3 separate regions of the Homo sapiens genome follow, and regions 2 and 3 are each linked to region 1. The links are chromatin contacts, found by Hi-C or POLR2A ChIA-PET in ENCODE. All regions are on one chromosome and are shown on one strand. Each heading gives the region's core, a stretch centred on a gene start or an enhancer-like site at or near the end of the contact. The rest is flanking DNA. Distances are from core to core; before and after follow the strand shown. Region 1 overlaps ETV6 (ETS variant transcription factor 6). Region 2 overlaps ETV6 (ETS variant transcription factor 6). Region 3 has its middle 38 kb from the start of BCL2L14.

Evidence for each region. A loop is a pair of places that touch in the nucleus more often than their neighbours do. ChIA-PET counts read pairs that join two places held with the same protein, here RNA polymerase II (POLR2A). Pooled maps may share reads with other maps.
Region 2: a map of heart right ventricle shows a loop between it and region 1 (3-fold over the local background). The contact joins two enhancer-like sites. A Hi-C loop is called at or near these places in 7 of 168 maps with a recorded cell type or tissue (Caco-2, K562, OCI-LY7 and 4 more), 10 of 37 single-sample maps with no recorded cell type and 10 of 50 pooled maps. POLR2A ChIA-PET finds 5 or more read pairs at or near these places in 3 of 52 experiments (CD8-positive, alpha-beta T cell, OCI-LY7 and activated CD8-positive, alpha-beta T cell).
Region 3: a loop to region 1 is called in a map of CD14-positive monocyte, with 2.9 times the contacts of the local background. The contact joins two enhancer-like sites. A Hi-C loop is called at or near these places in 19 of 168 maps with a recorded cell type or tissue (B cell, CD14-positive monocyte, Caco-2 and 15 more), 25 of 37 single-sample maps with no recorded cell type and 24 of 50 pooled maps. POLR2A ChIA-PET finds 5 or more read pairs at or near these places in 5 of 52 experiments (CD4-positive, alpha-beta memory T cell, H1, PC-3 and 1 more).

The regions. Positions count from the first base shown.
Region 1 is chr12:11,889,366-11,894,368 of GRCh38, reverse strand. It overlaps ETV6 (ETS variant transcription factor 6), which reads right to left. Exons shown (of 8, transcript NM_001987.5): 8 at 1-3,428. The coding sequence ends at 3,323. Among named protein-coding and RNA genes, the nearest start is that of BCL2L14, 180 kb to the left of the region's middle. Within about 2 kb of position 2,491, at least 7 of the 41 ENCODE cell types and tissues checked have a DNase peak (open chromatin) inside an H3K27ac peak, as active enhancers do; they include CD14-positive monocyte, OCI-LY7 and heart right ventricle, where a contact is called at or near this core.
Region 2 is chr12:11,717,738-11,722,740 of GRCh38, reverse strand. The region is part of intron 1 of ETV6 (ETS variant transcription factor 6); the gene reads right to left. LOC124902879 (a long non-coding RNA gene) reads right to left here. Exons shown (of 2, transcript XR_007063212.1): 1 at 4,363-5,003; 2 at 308-3,682. Among named protein-coding and RNA genes, the nearest start is that of ETV6, 71 kb to the right of the region's middle. RefSeq lists enhancers at 2,382-2,531, 2,622-2,681. Within about 2 kb of position 2,825, at least 16 of the 41 ENCODE cell types and tissues checked have a DNase peak (open chromatin) inside an H3K27ac peak, as active enhancers do; they include heart right ventricle, where a contact is called at or near this core.
Region 3 is chr12:12,030,694-12,035,696 of GRCh38, reverse strand. No RefSeq gene overlaps it. Among named protein-coding and RNA genes, the nearest start is that of BCL2L14, 38 kb to the left of the region's middle. RefSeq lists a silencer at 2,048-2,342 and enhancers at 2,794-2,893, 3,344-3,393. Within about 2 kb of position 2,161, at least 28 of the 41 ENCODE cell types and tissues checked have a DNase peak (open chromatin) inside an H3K27ac peak, as active enhancers do; they include CD14-positive monocyte, OCI-LY7 and heart right ventricle, where a contact is called at or near this core.

The DNA of each region.
Region 1 (5,003 bases), core at 1,242-3,741:
TTCTTCTGATAGAGAGGAGACTGCCTGGCTAGCTTGAGATGTAGGAATGAGAACTTCAAGACCCAAGTGAGAATGCACATCCATCACACGGCAGGGCTCCTTTGCATTTTCCTCTCCTGACTTCAGATTTGTCTCCTGACAACACCCCTAGTACTTAGTGTTGAAATGAGTCACGCCGGGTGGATTAGGCAGGTACAATATAAACTCTGAAAGCAGGGATTATGGCTGATTGAGCTTTGGGTCCCTCAGTGTCCAGCAGGTGCTTCATCAAGGTTTGCTAACTGAATCTGAAATCTTTAGGGTCTGCAGGGTGTAAATACTGTATCCAGGTGCTGGCACTACCCGGGTTTTCTCATAAAGAACAAATGAAGAGGACATTTGCAGTTAGGGGAATTACGAAATCCTTATTGGTAGTACAGATTGATATCCCTTATCTGAAATGCTTGGGACCAGAAGTGTTCTGGGTCTCGGATTTTTAAATGTTTTTTTTTGTATCCTGGAATATTTGTGTATGTGTGTGTGTGTGTATATATATATATATATATATATATATATATATATATATATATATATAAAATGAGAGATCTTGGGGATGGACACAAAGTCTAAACACAAAATTCATTTATGGCTCATATATACTTTATACACATAGCCTGAAGGTAATTTTATGATATTTGAAATCATTTTCTATATAAAACAGTTTGTGTACATTGAACCATAAGAAAGCAAATGTGTTTGTTAGGTGTGGAATTTTCCACTCATGGTGTCATAGCGTTCAGGAAGGTTTGGATTTTGGGGCATTTGGGGGTTTTAACTGTTCAGATTAGGGATGCTCAACCTGTATCTGAATGGGAAATAAAGACTATATTGGAATGAGCGCCTTCTATTTCTTCTTCAAGTGGCTGAAGGTATCATCCTAAGTCTAACATATTCTCCTGGGATATTGCTTTAAATATAGAAATGCTTGGGGCAAAAGGGAATTTCCCTCCATAATTCAACTGTTAAGATTCTTTGAACAGTAAGAGACTGAGTTCTTGCACTTGGGTGAAGAGGCCAGACTGAGAGGCTCTAATCCTAGCAACATCATGCCCTGGTCTCTGATTTCATATTCATACAGAGGGATGCAGTAAAAAATCCCTTTCTCTCCATTCTTAAAATCAGTGGCTTTCACAATACATCAGGTATTTGGCTTAATCTCTGCATTTCAGATAGAATACCAGTCATCTTAGAGGCTGAAATAGGGATCACCATGTCCTACTGAATGCTCTCAAAAGACACCTGCAGCGTGCTGAGATCCAGCAGAATCTCATCACCATTCAAGCAGACTGAGACCCACTCGCCTCATATAGAAGGTCCCTGACCTCCCGGAAGGTTGAATGGTGGGGCGCCTGTGACAGTAGGAGTGGGCTGGCTATGCCCGTGTGTCTACCTGTGCTCTGATAAGAGGCAGGGACAGAGCAAGGCTGAAGAGAGCCTTGATCAGCTCCTCAATTCCAGTGTCCTTGAACCATAGTCCATCTGTTTGCACCCTAGGTTGGTGTCCTTGTCAGTAAGGCCGAGGGAAAATTCCTCTTGCCTGTGTGACCCAAACTCTACATGTCTGACTCAACTCAGAAAAAGCTGGGGAGAAGCCCAGGGGTCTGGTAACTTCACCTGGGAGCTGCTGCTGAGGGCACATATGTATCCCGGAGGAGCTGTGAGTTTCTCCCCCAACTGAGTAGAGGAAACAGAGGGGAACAAGGAGGGGGTGCTTTGTAAGGCAGGTGTAATCTGGATTAAAAGAAATTGTACTCCAAATATTGGATTTCTGAGACCTATATTGGAAGAGTCAATTTAGATGGCTAGAAAAGGAAAAAAAAAAAAAATCTAAAACAGCTTTCAAAAATACTAAGAAGTGGCACTACCCTCATTTTACAAGATACCATCGATCTTATTTTGAGGTGAAAAAGAGCCACAAATGGGTCCTTTCTGAGACACAGCTATGAAAGAAAGAAAAAATAATGTATCCGAGGAATTTCCTGTCTGCCCAGGCTGGGCACACACTGATTGCAACTGAGACTGCCCTCTGGGATCCTCCGTCTCCAAAGCTCTGTGTCCAGTGGAGACCAGGAAACTTTAAAAAAGGTTAGGAATTGAAAAAAAAAAAAAAAAAAAAAAATCAGGTGAGGGCATGAAACTGACCACAAGATGGCCTTTGGAATGGAGCAGAGAGGAGCTTTTCTTTCTCACTAGCCTCTGTTACCTGCTTTGGAAAAATAAATCCCCACTGCAGAATATTTTTGCCCAGTTTCTGGACTGCTGGGCCTGTGTGGTCTTTTCATATTTTCCACTTTGCAGCGCTGCGCTCCCAAGCTAATCCCAAGCTGCCGAGGCCTTCCAAATAACTTGGACAGCCTTCCATCCTTATCTTACGCCTTAGACACATGGTTCTCACAGCCATCTCAGGGGCGGCTCTCTGGACTAGCATGTATCTGTCTGCAGCACAGCAGCATCTGTGATGATTTTGGCCTCCCTCAGATGGGTGGCCCAATGCTGGGATGCGGGTTTGATTCTGTGCTGCTGGCCACAAAGCACCCGGGTCACTGATTCTGTTTAGGTGCCAACAATCCCCAAGACTCTCCAAGAGGCTGAACTCTGTCAGAAGGCATCTGAATCTCAACTGCAGGCAGGGCGGGAGGACAGAGGGGACCAAGGGAAGAACAGAGCAAGAGAGAGAAAAAGAGAGCTCTCCTTTTCATTTTATCTTTTTTAAAAGCATTTTTTTTTTTCAGCCAAGACCCAACAGTAACAGGAACAGACCTGATCCACGTGGCAGGAAAAAGAGGAACCTGAACCCCTCTGCAAGTATTCTCTTTCCTGACCAGCTGGGCTTGCCGCACTTTGTGAGATTTGCAAAAAATATATATATAATAGATATATATTTCCATAGGAAAACAACATCAGATGTCTTCCCCTAGATGAACGATGAAGAGTCAAACTGCAGGTTCTTAAAACAAAAACAAAAACAAAAACACCATGATACTAACAACGGTGGAAGGGTGAGGGTGAGGAATTACAGATGGAGAGATTCCAAATCAGAAGGAAACGTGACATGGAGTCCCAGGCTCATGCCCTCCGCCAGAATTCCAGCCCCGCCTGTGCTGGGTAGTTTGTCTAAGGTGCTCCAGGGTCCCTCTTGGTCTGCAAGAGAAGTGTCCCTGCCATTTCTGGGTCGCTTCCTTTTCCACTCTCCTCAGCCCGCCTGCTCCGTCACACTTCCAGCAATCCTGGTGGGCAGGGGTTCCCTGGGCTGCTGGCCCGCTGAGGTGGACTGTTGGTTCCTTCAGCATTCATCTTCTTGGTATATTTGTTCATCCAGCTCCTGGGACTCTAGGTGCTCCAGACGGTCTGTTCGGCCACTCATGATTTCATCTGGGGTTTTCATAAACCTTTGGAAGAAGAAGTGGAGGAGGTAAGAGATTCCATTTTCCTAAAGCTGTCTTCACTCTGAACTCTAGCCTGTATATAAAGAAAGACTCCATCATCTTATACAGCTGGAGAGCTACTGAACCCCGAGATTAATGTTAACTTAGTGCAAATTAGGAAAAGGTACTCCTTTCTCTGACTGTCTAAAAAGTGGTAAAATGCTTATTTAAAAAGACTAGGGCCAGGCATGGTAGCTCATGCATATAATCCTAGTGCTTTGGGAGGCCAAGTTGGGAAGATAACTTGAACCTAGGAGTTTGAGACCAGCTTGGGCAACATAGCGAGACCCCACCTCTACCAAAAAAAAAAAAATCTGGGTACGGTGGTGTGCACCTGTAGTCCTAGCTACTTGGGAGGCTGAGGTGGGAGAATCCCTTAAGCTCAGGAGGTTAAGGCTGCAGTCAGCTATGATCATGCTACTGCACTCTAACTTGGGTGACAAAGTGAAATCCTAATTATTGGAAAAAAAAAAAAAAGTCTAGGCTGTCTGTGACGTAGTGAGCACCCTTTGGGATCACGTGGTGCATTAATGCATGACCACACGAGAAAGCCTTGGTCCAGACCATGTATATATGTTCTTTCTTTTACAGAATTAGATTTTACAGACTCATGAGAGCTGTATATCCACTTCCATTCCAGACTGTGAGCCCAGGAAATGGTATTCAAAACTTACTTAAATTTCAAAGGATATAGTTAAATGTTAAGTGAAAAATGCTGACAATAGGACAACTTAGTGGAGCTTCTGGAAAATTGGAAGGGCAAAAAAAAAAAAAAAAAAATCTTTTACAATGTTATCACTGATTCACCCAAAATGCCAGCAATGAACCCTCTTTAGTCTGTCTACCTTTGCAACTGGGGTGTACAGCAAGCCTCATCTTCCTGTTCAATGGGTTAAACTGGAAGTGACATCAGTGACATGTTTTGACCATAATTTACATGGCTCAGGAAGGCAGCCTGGTTGCAGATGTTCCACCTACACTGTAGGAGCACCCGTTCCAGTCCCCTTCTGTGCCTGCACACCTTTCTCTCCCCATATACTCTGCCCTGCGCCACTATCTTAGAGCTTACATTTTCTCTCATTCCTCCACATGCAAAAGCCTAAAATGACCACTCATCAAGTCAAAGGTGCATCCTTTGCTCTGCTCATCGGGTCTTTCTGCCATCTTTACCTAGGAAGCTCTTATTTTCCACTGTTCATCAGTATGAACCCAATGCAGTCTAGCGGTCTTGGCTCTTGTATAAATCATGGCGCATGCTCTCCCATGTATCTTTAGCTTTTCCCTTATCTGGAGCCCTCCTGACTCTTCTCACGAGTTGAGTCCTACTCATTCTTTGTGTTCTGTCTCCTCATCAAAGAGCTGCTTAATGGCACTAGTCCATGATTTCAACACTTAAACCTCCATCTTCTTCAACACTCAAACATCTTGTAAAGAGTATCTACAATTCAACACCTCACTTGATTACATACTAGGTCTTATACCAAGAAACCTTCATTTTGTGGCAAGTCTGGCTTCTAACATTCATTTCCTCAAAATGGA
Region 2 (5,003 bases), core at 1,576-4,075, 170 kb after region 1:
AAGGTCAAAATATTTGGGTTGTCCATTTCTCTCAGTTTAGGGCCTGGCCTACAACTGGGGTTTGGGAGAGTAACTTCAATTCTCTTCATTTTAGGAGAAATCAGTTTGGCTTTTCTGACTTTACTCTTTGACGTAGAAAGCCTAGGAGAGAACAACAGGCCTTGAATATTCTTAGAATAGTTTAACTCCTTCATAACGTCTGAACATCAGTTAGCAGATTTAATAGGCTGCAGTGCCCCAAAATGTCCACCATTAGATTAAAAATGAAACTTAAAAGAAAGCTTTGCTTCCAGTGTGTTAATTTAGCTTCCAACAATGCCTAGCAGGTGAATGTATCTCTACATTTTACTGGAGTTAACTCAATTATTCAAAGCGATTACAGTTTGTGGATTATCTGAGCCTCCTTCTTCTCCTCCCTGGAGCTGCTCACCTTTTGGCCATTTCACTGTTCATTAGCACCTCTACTGAAGATACCCAGGGGAGAATAAAAGGTGAGGAAACTCAAACCAGTCGACTTTTCTCCTTGTTAGCAGTTCTGATAAAGACTTGGTGGGAGAAGAATTATTATTGGCTAAAACAAGACACTGGGATTATCTATGGCTTCAATTTTCCATGCTCTCCCAGCCCCTAATTATCAGATACAGTCAAGTCAGCCTAACTTTATAGTGACAGCCCAGTCTACAAGTGAGCAGGGGCATAATATTCAAATTCTAGAATTTCCACAGAGGTAACCTATGATACCTTCTTCCTTAAATTACAGCTCTCAAAAATGCCAGGGTGATGGACAACTTTGATCACAGGTGAAAAGGCTCAAAAAGAGATCCCACAGCATTTTAACAGCTGACTTTTCCCACCATTCAAACTTTCTATGACCTAACAGAATATGTACATCTTAATATTTTACTCTCGTAAGAAAAATAAGGAAACTAATGTTCATTAGGCATCTATTATATGCCAGGGTGCCAGACCCTCTGCTGGATGTCTTATAAATATTACCTTGCTTAATTCTAGAACAATTTAGGAAATATTTTTTCTTTTCCAACTTTTACTTTAGACATAGGGTTTACGTGTGCAGGTTTGTTACATGGGTATCTTGCATCCAGGTAGTGAGCACAGTACCCAAGAGGTAGTTTCTGACTCATTAACCCCCTCCCGCTCCTCCCTCTAGTAGTCCACAGTGTTTATTGTTCCCATGTTTATGTTCATGAGTGCTCGATGTATAGCTCCTACTTATAAGTGAGAACATGCAGCATTTGGTTTTCTGTTCCTGCATTCATTCACTTAGAATTATGGTTTCCAGCTCTTCCAACATGGTTACCCATGTTGCTATAAAGGACATGATTTCATTCCTTTTTATGGCTGCAAAGTATTCCATGGTGTATATGTACCACATTAAAACAAAATCAAATCCACTGTTGATGTGCACCTAGGTTGATTCCATGTCTTTGATACTGTGAATAGCGTGGCAGTAAACATACAAGTGTATATGTCTTTTTGGTATAATGATCTAGTTTCCTTTGGATATACACCCAGTAATGAGATTTATGGGCTGAATGGTAGCTCTGTTTTAAGTTGAGAAATCTCCAAACTGCTTTCTACAATGACTGAACTAAGTTACATTTCCCCCACCGGTGTATAAGCATTCCCTTTTCTCCATAGCCTCACCAGCATCTGTTATTTTTTGACTTTTGATAATAGCATTCTGACTGGTGTGAGACAGTATCTCGTCGTGGCTTTGATTTGCATTTCTCTGATGATTAGTGATAATAAGCATTTTTTCTTGTTTGTTGGCTGCTTGTATGTCTTCTTTTAAGAGGTGTCTGTTCATGCCCTTTGCCCATTTTTTAATGGAGTTATTGTTTTTTTGCCTCTTGATTTAAGTTCCTTATAGATTCTGGATATTAGACCTTTGTTGGATGCACAGTTTGCAAATATTTTCTCCCATTCGGTAGGTTGCTGTTTACTCTGTTGATTCTTTTGCCGTGCAGAAGCTCTTTAGTTTAATTAGTTCCCACTTGTCAATTTTTTGTTTTTGTTGCAATTGCTTTTGGGGACTTAGCCAAAAATCCTTTGCCAAGGCTAGTGTCAAGAGGGGTTTTTCCTGTGTTTTCTTCTAGGATTTTTACAGTTTGAGGTCTTAGATTTCGATTTAATCCATCTTGAGTTAATTTTTGTATATGGTGAAAGGTAAGGGTTCAGTTTCATTCTTCTGCATATGGCTAGCCAGCTATCCCAGCACCATTTATGAATAAGGAGTCCTTTACCCCATTGCTTGTTTTTGTTGGCCTTGAGCAAGAAATTTTTATCCTGATTTTACAGACAGGGAAACTGAGGCTCAGGGAATTTAAATCTGAGTTCATAAGTGTCAGAACTAAGAGCTGAACACAGAGTTGCCTTTGCCTCTCCCTAAAAACTGTGCTGTTTAACCATACAACTCAGTCTCAATGGTTTCTTACTTATATCCAGAAGTGTCTTTGACAACACTCTCAAGGCTTATTAGGGAGATGACTGTGCTGATGGCTCTTCGTGACTCTTAAAGATTAATGCTGTGCCTGAACATGCTAACACCATCCTCAGAAGCCCCTTTTCCTATCTTCAGATATCAACTCTTTCCCCTTCTATAATCACTGATACCAATAACCCACAGCTTCTCGTCCTTTGCCAAATCTGTATGAACTGCCACCAGTCCTGTTTATAGCTTCTGATTCGTGGGAGACCAGGCATTTCCTGCATGGTGGGAGCCTGAGGCCACGGTGGGAGAGGGGGCGGTAAAAGATGCCTTTCCTTCCCGGATGACTCAGAGCCAATGACTGTGCCGGAGCCCAGACAGCAGAAGCCTGTGCCCTTGGCGTCACCACAGGACCGCTTCCTATCTCAGTGAGGGAAGTGGCTGAAAGAGCCAGTGTGAGGGAAGAGGAAGGAAGGAGGCAGAGGGTCTGTTACCAGTCCTCATCCCTGCCTTCCATTCCCGCTTCTCTCTTGTCCCTTGCCCCAGACCCACCCCCGTGCTGGATTTTAATGCACAGACTTGCCTTTCTCAGATTCAAGCCTGACTCTGCCCTAGCACCCCCAAAAGACGCCACAGCCCATCAAGTTCCTCCCTGTGAGAGACATCGAGGCCTCTTGGTGTTGGCCAGAGATAAATGCATCTTTATTCAGAGCCCTGTAAAATTACAAACTGGTTTGCTTTATTACTTGTCAGCTGGTCCTTCCTTGCCATCCCTGGTGAGTGAAAGACAGGCTAGCATGACTGCATCTCAGTGCAGGAAAATGCTACAAGAGCTTGTCCTTCAGGGAAGAAAATCTCCTGATGTCTATACAGAGCACTTACTGTCTCTATCACATGACAGACCTAAAAGATCAGGATCTTTCGTGGGTCTATGTTTGTCGGTATTTTTAATATGCATGAGATTGCCCAAAGGGACTGTGAGATAACTTGGGGCAAGGACCACATTTCCTTCACCAAAGAGTATCAACATGATGCTAGATTTCCAGGCAGTGCCTCCTGACTTGAGATGCAGGCCTCCTGCGTGGAGCAAATGGATTCCAGACTCCAGTATACGGCTCCCCGTGGTGCAGGCTTCAGTTTCCCTCTCCCCAGCGGCCTCACTAACAGGGTGGCAGCTTAGCCAGTCCCTGGGCAGCTTCAACAGCTTTGATTAAATCTGGTCTGCTTCCAGTCCTGGAGATGCCAGAGAAATCACACTGATTACCCTAACAGACTGGATGAAACACTAAACACATACATTCTGCACAGCCTCAACAACTTCAGGAGAGAGAGAACCCAGACTCTGGGCAATGCCTGTCTGAATGACTCTTTCTGAATCACAGATCAGGGATCTGCCATCAGCCCTCACAGTGATTGTTCTGCAAGTCTGGCAGCCCTAAACTGATTCCTGCTTATTCTAAAATACAGTATTGAGCACTGGGCTGGCTTCGTGAGTGTGCGACCTGTGACCTGTGCAGTCATACAGAGGTCCTGTGCTTGTCTGAGAATTTTTTTGAGACACAGTCTCACTCTGTTGCCCAGGCTGCCTCCCAGGCTTAAAAGCAAGCCTCCCACCTCAGCCTCCCAAGTAGCTGGGACTACAGGCACACACCACCATGCCCAACTAATTTTTTTTTTTTTTTTTTTTTAGTAGCGATGGGGTTTCGTCATGTTGCCCAGGCTGGTCTCAAACTCCTGAGCTCAAGCGATCCGCCTGCCTCGTCCTCCCAAAGTGCTAGGATTTCAGGAGTGTGCCACCACACCTAGCCAACCTGGGTTTGTTTTAATGCTCTGCTGTGGCTATCTTGAAATTCTTCCTAATTTTTGAACAAGGAGCCCTACATCTACATTCTGCACCAAGTCCCAGTAGTTACCTAGCCAGTCCTGCCGAACACTAACTCCATTCAGTCACTTCAAGACATCTTGTAAGTCTGGGAAGCTGTGCCAAAAGAAATGGGGTGTGGTCAGGCAAGGGGTGAGGCTTTGGGCTGAGGTGTGGGGGCTGCTCAGCACAGGGGAGCCCAGGGTTCCTGGAACGGGGCAAGACACCAGCATGGACCAAGGAAACAGGAAGGGCCTCTCAATGCACACAAAAAATATTGCCCACTTTGGACCACTAGTTTTTGGAAGTTTCGGAAACTTCCCAAATCTATTTCAAGTTTTTTATTATGGGCCTTATTTCTATCTCTCTGATTTATATAAAACCTGACTTTCCCCCCATGTTTCGAAGAAGGTTGTTTTAAAAGGTGGCATTCTGTTTGTTCTTTTCAGCTCAAAAGAAATTTGCATGAGGTAAGGGGCTGTTGAGATTGAGAACTCCACTTCCAGGCTGTTAATTCTGTTCAAAGTCCAGGCCCACTCAGCTAGAGAACGGGTTGTTGCAGCGAGTAGTTGGAGGTCAGATACCACTGATCAGGCTGAGTGGGAGGGAATATCAGGGGACACTCACAGTGTAGAGTGTCTCTGGGTACAAAGTTCTCGATGATCATCAACAACAATAAACTATAGGAAAAAT
Region 3 (5,003 bases), core at 912-3,411, 140 kb before region 1:
TGTTCTCTGTGAACCTAAAAGTTGCTGTGATTTTGTTAGGTTACTTTGAAAGATTATGTGCTCTGAAATTATACAGACCTGGTTCTGGTCTCAGCTGTAAGGTGCAGACAATTTCTTTAACTTCTCTGCAGCTCTTTCCCCATCTGCATGGGTATTTTAGAGATTATTGTCAGGACTAACTGTGATTCTGTATCTAAAACTTCTGCACTAATTATCAGAGAAATACATGTTAAAACCACAATGAGATATCACCTCATACCTGTTGGAATGCTGTTATCAAAAAGATGAAAGATAACAAATGCTAGCGAGGTTGTGGAGAGCAGGGAAGCCTTGTGCACTGCTGGTGGGAATGTAAATTAACACAGCCATTGCAGAAAACAGTATGGAGGTTCCTTAAAAAATTAAAAATAGTACTACCATATGATCTAGCAATCCCACTCCTGGGTATATATATCCAAAGGAAATAAAATTGGTATGTTGAAGAGGTATCTGTACTGCCATGTTCATTGCAGCACTATTCACAATAGCCAAGATTTGAAACCAACTAAGTGTTTAAGTGTTCATCAACGGATGGATGGATAAAGAAAATGGGGTTGGATAAAGAAAACACACCATGGAATACTATTCAGTCTTTTAAAAAGGAGGACATCCTGTTGCTTGTGACATAGATGAACCCAAAGGACATTGTGCTAAGTGAAATAAGTCAGGCACAGAAAGACAAATACTGCATGATCTCATATGTGGACTCTTAAAAAGTTGAACTCAAAGAAGTAGAGAGTAGAATAGGGGTTACCAGGGCTTTCAGGCTTGTTGGGGGGCAGTTGGGGAGATGGTCAAAGAACATAAAATTTCAGTTAGACAAGAGGAATATATGTTCAAGAGATCTATTGTACAACATTGCAACTATGATTAATAACATATATTTTTGAAAATCACTGAGAGATTTTAAGTCACCCCTAAAATGATAACTTTGTGAGCACATGCATATGTAATTAGCTTTATTTAACCATTCCACAATGTATACATATTCCAAAACATGTTGTCCATGACAAATATACATAATAAAATAAAAAAATCCTGGCACAGAGCTGGCATTTCTGAAGTGTTAATTCCTTGTAACGCCATTTCTCAAATCGAGATTCTACCTGCACGCACATACCACAGGCTTCCATCTTTGCTCTGTTTTAGTTCATGACAGCCAGAGTTGCCCTCAAGATTTTCTAGTTTTTTGGTTCCCAAACTGGGATTCCCCAGCTCTCAGGCCCTGAGAAAGTTGTAACTAGGGTCTGTGGGTTAGTTTCAACATGCTGAAATCCTAACAAAAATCATTCATGGGTGGGAGACCAGGTTAAGAAGGGATCAAGTGTCTTCGCCTTTGTCTGTGATATGGACTCACTGTGGTAACTCTGGTTGCATCATGATCATCAGAAGGCCTGCCTGACATTTATACGTCTGATCCCTCAAGACAGAAAGCTTATTAAGCTCCTATTTTAGAGATGCATTCTGGTGGGCAACATCTTTCAGAAACACTGAATTTATGGGAAAAAATAGTAAAGAAGTTAACGAGTCTGGGGCATTGAGATCCACAAAGCTTAAGTAACTTCCCAAGGTCACACAGCAAGTTGGTAGCAGTGCCAGGACCAGAACTGATTTCTGCTGACACCTCATAGCCTGCGTGTTCCACTCCTTGCCGTGCCGTCCAGACTACCTTCTTTTCCACCTGGGTCCTTCATGTCTATCAAATATCACCTTGGAAACAGGCTTTTAGTCAGGATGTTGTAGTGTCAAGGGCAACTGAAGTCTCCTCTACACTAGGACCCCAGGAATCTAAGGGAGAAGGTATTTCCGACCATTTATTATGATTTATAATTTCAGCCAGAAATTTTTCTTCTGCTTCCTTTCTCAATTAGGGAAATGTGTGCTTTAGAAGATTTTAAATGCTTGGTTACTTAAGAGAGAAAGAAAACTCTGTTGCTTGTTCATATTATTTGTGTTTTTTTCCATGCAAAGACAGGAGGTTTTCAGCCAAGGCAAATCAGAGTGGCTGACATTCCCACGGGAAAGTGGGCCGGGCGTGAGAACAGGATGTGTACCTGTCTGGAAGCTGGAGCCTTTGATGTACATCCACAAGAGCCCCAGAAGGAAGCTGTTTTGATAAGCTGTGGTCACCAGGTGGCGCTACACACACGCTGTCAAGTCCAACAGTTTTTCAGACCTGCAGGATTTTTCCAGATTTACCGAAGCAGGAAAAAACAGGAAAAACAAAACGGGTCCAGTACTTCAGCTCAGAATAGTTGAGTTGAAAAGAGGTGGAAAACCCCCCAGACAGCTTGCCCTCTTCAATCGTGTGGCAGAGCATCCACTTGGTGCCCTTCGGATTCTTTGAGTAAATGTGGAGCTGGCTGGCTCCTCAAGGGAGTGTGGAATCAGGACGTGGCTGGTTCCGGCTGCAAGAAAGTCCCGGTTATTCTGCGAGGGCGAAAGAGCTCCAGCGTTAGGGCTTCAGCAGAGGCGGTTGCTAAGGCGCACCAGTCCTTTACTTCGGACCAGTCTGACCTTAACGGGAAAGGCAATTTCCCTTTCTGTATGGGGAACTCATTTCCTTTGTTGCTTTCCTTATTTTCCTCCCAGGGTCTTTTAATTCCATCCTGATTGGGGCCTGAGAGGAGGGCATGGGTGAGGTGTGAACCAGCAGCGCCCTTTCTTCCTTCTCGCTCCGCCCCCAGGCAACACCCTCCAGCACCCAAGCCTACCCTCTTCCTCCAACGGAAAAATGCACACGGCATATCCGTGTCTGTCCACATGCCGGATTTCCCGGCCAGTTCTGATGTGAAATATCTTGAAAGTTTGCTAAGGGGCCACTTTATATTAAAAGAGGATTAAAAAATAAAGAAAATCCCATACCTCCAATCTGAAAGTCTTTTCTTGGTGCCATAAAAAAACTGAGCTATCAGCCCTCTGGTACCTTCGATTCCAGGCCAAAGGCCACTGCCTGGTGGTGACGGCCAACGTGGAGGCACCCAGGCCAGCTCCCACGGCATCTCTGCCGACAAGCAGTGACTCCAGCAGATTGTAGTAGCACCTACACAGCCAGAGCTACACCCAGGTGCTTGCTTTGCTGCAGTTTGGGAGGGATCAATGTTCCAGAGCAGCGGCTCACCAACCTTAGCATGGCTCAGTTGCTGGGCTCCACTCCCAGAGTTTTTGGGTGAATGCGTCCAGGGTGCGGCTGGGAAATTTGCATTTTTAAGAATTTCCCCCTGAGGCTGATGCTACAGTCTGGAGACCACACTTTGAGAACCACTATTTCAGAGTAAAATGCTGGTGGGAGGAAAGGAGCAGCAGGAAACAGCCGATGACTGTGGTGTGGCCGGTCTTTCTCCCAGGCGGGGTGGGGTGTGTGTGCCAGGATTGCAGGGTCACCAGGAGGGCCGGTTCTGTGGGGGCTGCTGAAAATCCTTATCCCTCCTTTCTAGACTAGTGGTTCTGAGACTTGGCAGCACATTGGAATCACTTTGGGAGCTTAAAAAAAGATACTGATGACTGGCTTCTAGCCCCAGACGTCCTGATTTAATTGGTTCACAATGTGGTTTGGGCCCTGGAAGATTTAAAAGCTCGCTAGGTGTTTCTGATGTGTAGCCCAGGTCGAAAAATCACGGTGCTAGGTCCACGTCTTACTGCATTCTTATATCCAGTCCCCAGTAAGTGTAAGTTCTCACCACCCATTCTCAAACCCTTCCAGCTGTCTCTCATACCTCCCTGCCTCAGGCTGAAAAACACTGGCACCTGTCTGAGTACTGACTTCCTATTTATCCTTCAAGACGCAGGCCAAATATTTTTTCCGTGGTGGAGATTTTTCTGGCTTTCCCTAACAGTTCATCTCCTAAAGCACTGTGGATACACTAGAACTATAACCTTTATCTTTCACTTCATCGCAATTACATTCACGTGCTGAATGTAATGATGTTTCAGTCAAAAACCGACTGTATGTATGAAGGTGGTCCCATAAGATTATAATGGGGCTGAAAAATTCCTATCACCTAGTGACGCTGTAGCCATTGTCATGTTGTAGCTCAATTACTTTATTTTAAAAATAAACAGTGTAGCCTAAGTGTACTGTGTTTATAAAGTCTACAGTAGTGGACAATAATATCCCAGTCCTTCACATTCACTCACCACTCACTCACTGACTCACCGAGAGTAACTTCGAGTTCTGCAACAGCCATTTTGGTAAGTGCCCTATACAGGTGTACCATTTTTAATCTTTTTTTTTTTTTTTTTTTTGAGATGGAGTCTCGCTCTGTCGCCCAGGCTGGAGTACAGTGGCCCAGTCTTGGCTCACTGCAAGCTCCGCCTCCCGGGTTCATGCCATTCTCCTGCCTTAGCCTCTTGAGTAGCTGGGACTACAGGCGCCTGCCACCATGCCCGGCTAATTTTTTGTATTTTCAGTAGAGACGGGGTTTCACTGTGTTAGCCAGGATGGTCTCGATCTCCTGACCTCGTGATCCGCCCACCTTGGCCTCCCAAAGTGCTGGGATTACAGGCATGAGCCACCACGCCCAGCCCATTTTTAATCTTTTATACTGTACCTTTTTCACGTGAGGTTTGTTTAGATACCCAAATACCATTGTGTTACAAGTGGCTATGATATTCAGTACAGTTACTTGCTGTACAGGTTTGTAGCCAAGGAGCAATGGGCTATACACCGTAGCCTGTTTGTGTTGTAGGCTGTAGGCTGTACCATCTAGGATTCTGTGAGTGCACTCTATCATGTTCACACAACAAAACTGCCTAATGATGCATTTCCCAGATGTATCCCTGTCGTAAAGCCCTGACTGTATTTCTGTTCATATCTTCCCTCCCTGCTTGATGGTTAATAAAAGTTGGTGATTGAATGAATTCCATAGTTGGAGATAATGTTAAAATGCACAGGTTCTCTTTTTTGTTTTGTTTTTTTTTTTATTGGAGACAGGGTCTCACTCTTTTGCCCAGGCTGGAGTGCA